Regions from separate parts of the Homo sapiens genome. Here region 1 is linked to region 2. A link is an interaction called in ENCODE POLR2A ChIA-PET data of the cell type or tissue named here. Cell type or tissue: MCF 10A. All regions are shown on one strand. Each heading gives the region's core, and the rest is flanking DNA. Links, peaks and the distances in the headings are about the cores only. Region 1 overlaps RNF220 (ring finger protein 220). Region 2 overlaps RNF220 (ring finger protein 220).

Evidence for each region. Peaks named below come from ENCODE experiments on the same cell type or tissue, not always from the same donor. Only the 100,000 strongest peaks of a DNase experiment are listed, where the experiment ranks them.
Region 1: POLR2A ChIA-PET joins it to region 2 with 5 read pairs; 4 of 35 experiments call an interaction of 5 or more read pairs at or near these places.

The regions. Positions count from the first base shown.
Region 1 is chr1:44,461,704-44,464,617 of GRCh38, forward strand. All of the region lies in intron 2 of RNF220 (ring finger protein 220), which reads left to right. Among named protein-coding and RNA genes, the nearest start is that of RNF220, 58 kb to the left of the region's middle. In MCF 10A, for the core only: no CTCF peak of the experiment used is centred there; no DNase peak of the experiment used is centred there.
Region 2 is chr1:44,552,307-44,555,220 of GRCh38, forward strand. The region is part of intron 2 of RNF220 (ring finger protein 220); the gene reads left to right. Among named protein-coding and RNA genes, the nearest start is that of MIR5584, 8.3 kb to the left of the region's middle. In MCF 10A, for the core only: no CTCF peak of the experiment used is centred there; DNase peaks (open chromatin) are centred at 665, 1,635 and 2,565.

The DNA.
Region 1 (2,914 bases), core at 116-2,615, 91 kb before region 2:
GGGACATGAATGTGTCCTATGATGCTCTGCAATGGAAGAGAAACAAAGCTTAAAATGTATGGATCCAGAAACTAGTCCTCACATATGTAAAATTGTAAGTGAAAATTTTAGTTCTTGTTAATGGCTGGTCAAAATGAAACCTCGCATCTGTCAGGAATACATCTTAATGCAGTGTATACAATTGTAAATGTATCATATTTTTTTCTTTTCTTTTTTCTTTGTTTTTTTTTTTTTTTTTTTTTGAGCCAGAGTCTTGCTCTGTTGCCCAGGCTGGAGTGCAGTGGTGCCATCTTGGCTCACTGTGACCTCCATCTCCCAGATTCAAGCGATTCTCCTGCTTCAGCCTCCCAAGTAGCTGGGATTACAGGGGCACACCACTATGCCCGGCTAATTTTTTTTTCTTGTATTTTTAGTAGAGATGTGGTATCACCATGTTGGCCAGGCTCATCTCAAACTCCTGCTCAAGTGATCCGCCCGCCTCGGCCTCCCAAAGTGCTGGGATTACAGGTGTGAGCCACCACGCCTGGACATATATATATTTTTTAATGGGAATCACATGAAATGGAATTTATTAAAATTCCTGTGTTTATAGTGTATAAGTCTGTAGCAATACTACTAACAATGAGTGCATTCTTATGTGAAGTATATACACATCTCCAAAATATTGACCAAAGGTAACATAAAACTCATAATATGTCGCTATAACCAGGACACCAATAATAAGCTGTAAAAGAGTATCAATAAAGTCTGAGAATATTAAGGAAAATTTGAAAGGCCATGAAATCTTACAACTCCTATATGAAAGAAACTTGATAGAGGTTTCCCCAAATTTCACATTAATCCTTGACATTTATATAACAGTACTAGTAAGGGGTTTTGAAGTGGAAAGAAATTCTCTAAGCTATCAGTTATAAACAAATTTTGGTCAACAATGGTAGAAAAAAGACAGGATTTTCTATTTTCTTTATAGAAAAATGAAGTATAGATGCTTCAAAATTGTTCACATGAAGAGTCAGAGTCCACAGCTTAGAAAATACAAGAAAGGCCGGGCACGGTGGCTCACGCCTGTAATCCCAGCACTTTGAGAGGCCGAGGTGGGCAGATCACAAGGTCAGGAGATCGAGACCATCCTGGCTAACATGGTGAGACCCTGTCTCTACTAAAAATACAAAAATTAGCCAGGTGAGGTGGCAGGCGCCTGTAGTCCCAGCTACTCAGGAGGCTGAGGCAGGAGAATGGCATGAACCCAGGAGGCGGAGCTTGCAATGAGCTGAGATTGTGCCACTACACTCCACCCTGGGCCACAGAGCAAGACTCCATCTCAAAAAACAAAAAAAGAAAATACAAGAAAGGCCGGGCGCAGTGGCTCACGCCTGTAATCCCAGCACTTTGGGAGACTGAGGCGGGCAGATCACCTGAGGTCGGGAGTTTGAGACCAGCCTGACCAACATGGAGAAACCCCGTCTCTACTAAAAATACAAAATTAGCCAGGTGTGGTGGCACATGCCTGTAATCCCAGCTCTTGGGAGGCTGAGGCAGAAGAATCGTTTCAACCCGGGAGGCAGAAGCTGCAGTTAGCTGAGATCGCACCATTGCTCTCCAGCCTGGGCAACAAGAGCAAAACTCTGTCTCAAAAAAAAAAAAAAGAAAGAAAGAAAATACAGGAAATAAGCACTTAGAAGTGTATCAATTAATTTAAAATTATGTCATTGGAATATTTTTATGATGTTTCTCATTTTCCTCAACCTTTAAAATTTTGTAATTGTTGTGAAATGATTTGTCGTTCTAATAAATACTCACTTTTGAACCTAATTTTATATTTGTAATTTTGTTTCTTTTTTTTTTTAAGAGAGTCCTCAAAGTCATATGCTAAGCTTCGGATGCCACAGAATGTGAATCTGCCCCATATCCTCCTTATCTGCCTGGCTTTAGGTGGTTTGGGCTGTAAAGCAATATCATCTCGAGTCCAAACTATAGACAATTGGTGTATAATTGGCTTCCATGTAGACATTTTAGATGTCTCCTGACCTCTTTCTTTGTTTTTAGACTAACTTGAGTTTCCAGAATTAACCAGGAGCTGAGAGCCACTCCCTTCTAATTCACTCATGGAGTTTGAGCTTTAATCTTCCTGAGCCTCCTCATTCTAGACTCACCCTGAGCCCAGGCTCCAGGGACAGAGTCTTTCCTTTTCCACAGGGTAACCTCTAGAATGGAGACAGTTGAAGAGGAGAGGAAGAAGGTCACATGTGTGCAGAATTCTAATCTGGTGATTCTTTGGAGGGGTGCCTCCTAATTGGTTCAGTTGGCATATCTTGCAGAGAAATCTGACAGAAATAAGAAAGGAGGGGGCATACTATGAACAGTTGCAGAAAATAGGGATATTTAGCCTAGAGAAAAGATACCACTTTTAGAGTCCTATGTCAGCAGCTCTTGCCACAACAACATTGTATAACAAACTTACTCAGAATTCAGTGTCATAGATGATGGATGTATATTTCTTGAGTGTACAGTTGTATAGATCACCTGAGATTCAGCGAGTCTAGGCTGAGGTCAGATGGGCCTGACTCTAAGCTGTGGATTAGGTCCAGGTCTGTTCCATGTGTCCTTTATTGTCCTTGAACCAGCAGCTGCCAGAGGCATGTTCTTCTCATGGTGAGAGGCAGAAGCCCAAGAGACCAAGGCAAACTTTGCATGTGCATCTTTTTCTTTTTCTTTTTTTGTGCATATCTAAAATCTCTACTTGCATTATATCCGCTAACATTCCACTGGTTAAAGGAAGTCGATGGCCAAGCCCAAAGTCAGAGGGTAGGAATGTCACTTCATCCTGCTTTGAAGACTAAGCAAGTCATATGAGTAAAGCACATCTGTGTGGCAGAGAAGATGGGAGGCAGAGGAATGAAGGGAATGGATATTT
Region 2 (2,914 bases), core at 115-2,614:
ACCAGCCTGGGCAACAGGAGTGAGACCCCACCTCTACAAAAAAAATAGAAAAAGCTAGCCAGATGTGGCAGCACATACAAGTCCCAGATACTTGGCAGGCTGAGGTAGGAGCCTCGGAGGTCAAGTCTGCAGTGAGCCATGATTGTGCCACTGCGCTCCAGCCTGGGCAACAGAGCAAGACCTTGTCTCAAAAAACAAACAGACAAACAACAACAACAACAAAAACCCATCAATGGCTCCCTGCTATTCTAAACTTCTTCTTTTTTTTTTTTTTTTTTTTTTGAGACAGAGTCTTGCTCTGTCACCCAGGCTGGAGTGCAGTTGCGCAATCTCGGCTCCCTGCAAGCTCCGCCTCCCGGGTTCACGCCATTCTCCTGCCTCAGCCTCCCGAGTAGCTGGGACTACGGGCACCCGCCACCACGCCCGGCTAATTTTTGTATATTTAGTGGAGACGGGGTTTCACCTTGTTAGCCAGGATGGCCTCGATCTCTTGACCTCGTGATCCGCCCGCCTTGGCCTCCCAAAGTGCTGGGATTACAGGCGTGAGCCACTGCGCCCGGCCTCTAAACTTCTTAATGCAGCCTAGAAGACCACATGTCATCTGATCTCTACCACTTTTCCAGCCTAATCTCTCACCACGCCCCGCCTTGAGCTACAAATTCCAGCCGTGCTGAGTTACTTTCCTTTTCCCAAGGCACTGTGTTCCAGCTCCTCTCTTTGCACATACTGTTCCCTTCTTCTTCTCCCTATCTCTTCCTCCCCCTGTCAACTCCAAGATTTCCTTCAGATCTTAGCTTAGACTCATTTCCTCTGGGAAGCTTTCTTCTGTCCACCCCACAAGAGTAGGATAGGTGCCACTTTTGTGTATTTCCACAGCACTCCTCATACCCACTCTTCTAATAAGGTTATCTTCTTGTAATTGCCTCCCTGCTTGTCGGTCTCTCCAACAAAATTGTGTTCTTAGTGACATCAGGATTATATTTTGTTTATTGCTTGTGGTATCCATGGTGACTAGCATAGTATCTTGAACATGATAAGTGCCCTACAAATATTTGCTGAGTATAAGAATGAATGAATGAATGAATGAATGAATGAATGAATGAATGCTTCATGGCATCCAGCTACCCAGTCCTGACATTCTCTGAGTCTCAGTTTCTCTCTCACTAAAAACGAGATGACTTCTTTTTCATTGTTGTACTCTCTGCAAACCTGTAGAAATGAACCCCTAGTGGCTATGAGAAGCTGCCTAGGCCAAGGGCGTGGGATTCAATTGCTGTTTGGTTTCTCTACACTCTGCCCATCAACAGGAGGAGGCACTTAGTATTGAAAGACTCATGGTAGACAAAGTAGGATAAGACTGATGAAAACTTTCTGGAATAAATATATGGTCCAGTTAGTGTCCCATCTCTGAGAATGCCTGCTATACTAGTCAGTGTTCTAGCAAGAAACAGAGGCCCACGAATGGGGTAACAAAGGAAAGTTTAAGGAAAGGACGATTTATAAAGAGAAGGTGAAGTACTTCAGAGCTAGCAACGACAGGGGAGCTGTTACTACCCCTGGGATTGAAGGAGCATATACCAGCACCCAGGAAGAACTGCGGCTATGACCACGGCTGCAGGAGGAGCTGTGACTTTCAGGAAAGGAATGCTAACCCTTGGCTGGCAGAGAAGGAGCCAGGGCAATACTCACCCCAACTGCTTCTCTCCTCTCGTTCTCTAATGTCCTCCATGTGTCAAACCCCATAGGAATCCTGAAGGCAAGCAAGCTTGGTTGTTGGGGCAGAAGACAGAAATCAGCTTTCAGGGCACAGAACAGAATGGAGAAGGGTGATGTGTGTATCTGCAGAAGCGAACAGATATCTCTCTGGCCCCTGCCCCCAGGAATGGAGGAAGGATGGAGATGAGGAGGGCTGGGTCTTCTTATCCACTCAGGCTTCACCCAGGACAGAGAGCAAGAGCCATTAAAGAGGCAAAGCCCAGAATTTGGGAGCTGGCAGCCTGGTAGGCATTGAGGAGGGACTTGGGCAAAAAAATTGAGGAATGCTTGCCACTGCTTAGGACATGTCCTTCTCGCCTACCCTTACTCCTTTGCTGTCTTACTCCCCTAGCCTAGAACTGGATCCCAAGCTGAGACAGAATAGGAATCCTGGCAGGAATTTCAAGATTGTGCTCTCTGATGTATTCATACTCAATAAAGCTCTCTGTCCTGGAGAAAAAAGCTCCAATGTCAGACCCAAGGACAGGAAACAGTTGGGCTGAAGGGGATCCCATTGATCTGGGACTTGGAATCAGCTGAGAAGAGAATGGAGGGTCAGGAAGATCTACCCTTTCCCTAGAAATCATCTGAAGCAAACCTGTGGGGCTTGGGAACCCAGTGCCCTGCATCAGAGCAGTTCCTTGCATGCAGCCAGGTGGGGAGCCAGTCTGAGTTCCAGCTGGAATTTCATAGCAAGCAGGTAGAAGGCAACGGCCCTCCCAGCTCACCTTCACCACCCACCTTTTCACTCGTTTTTTGGTCTCTTCCTTTTTATCTCCACTGCTTGGTTGTTCTAGTTCAGACCTGTCTTTGTCCCTCCTCTTAGATTTTTGCAATAGCTTCCTTACTAGTCTCCCTGCCCACAATTCTGATTCCTTAATTCCTCCTCCACACTGTTTCAAGAGTGATATTTCTAGCATGTAAATCCAGTCATGTCTTACCCCTTGCTTAACTTTCTTCAATGGCTCATTTTTGCCTATAGGATCAACTCCAGTCTCCTTAGCATAGCACTCAAACTCTTTTTTGAGACAGGGTCTCACTCTGTTGCCCAGGCTGGAGTGCAGTGGCATAACACAGCTCACTGCAGCCTCCACCTCCTGGGCTCAGGCCATTCTCCTACCTCAACCTCCTGTGTAGTTGGAACCACAGGCACACGACA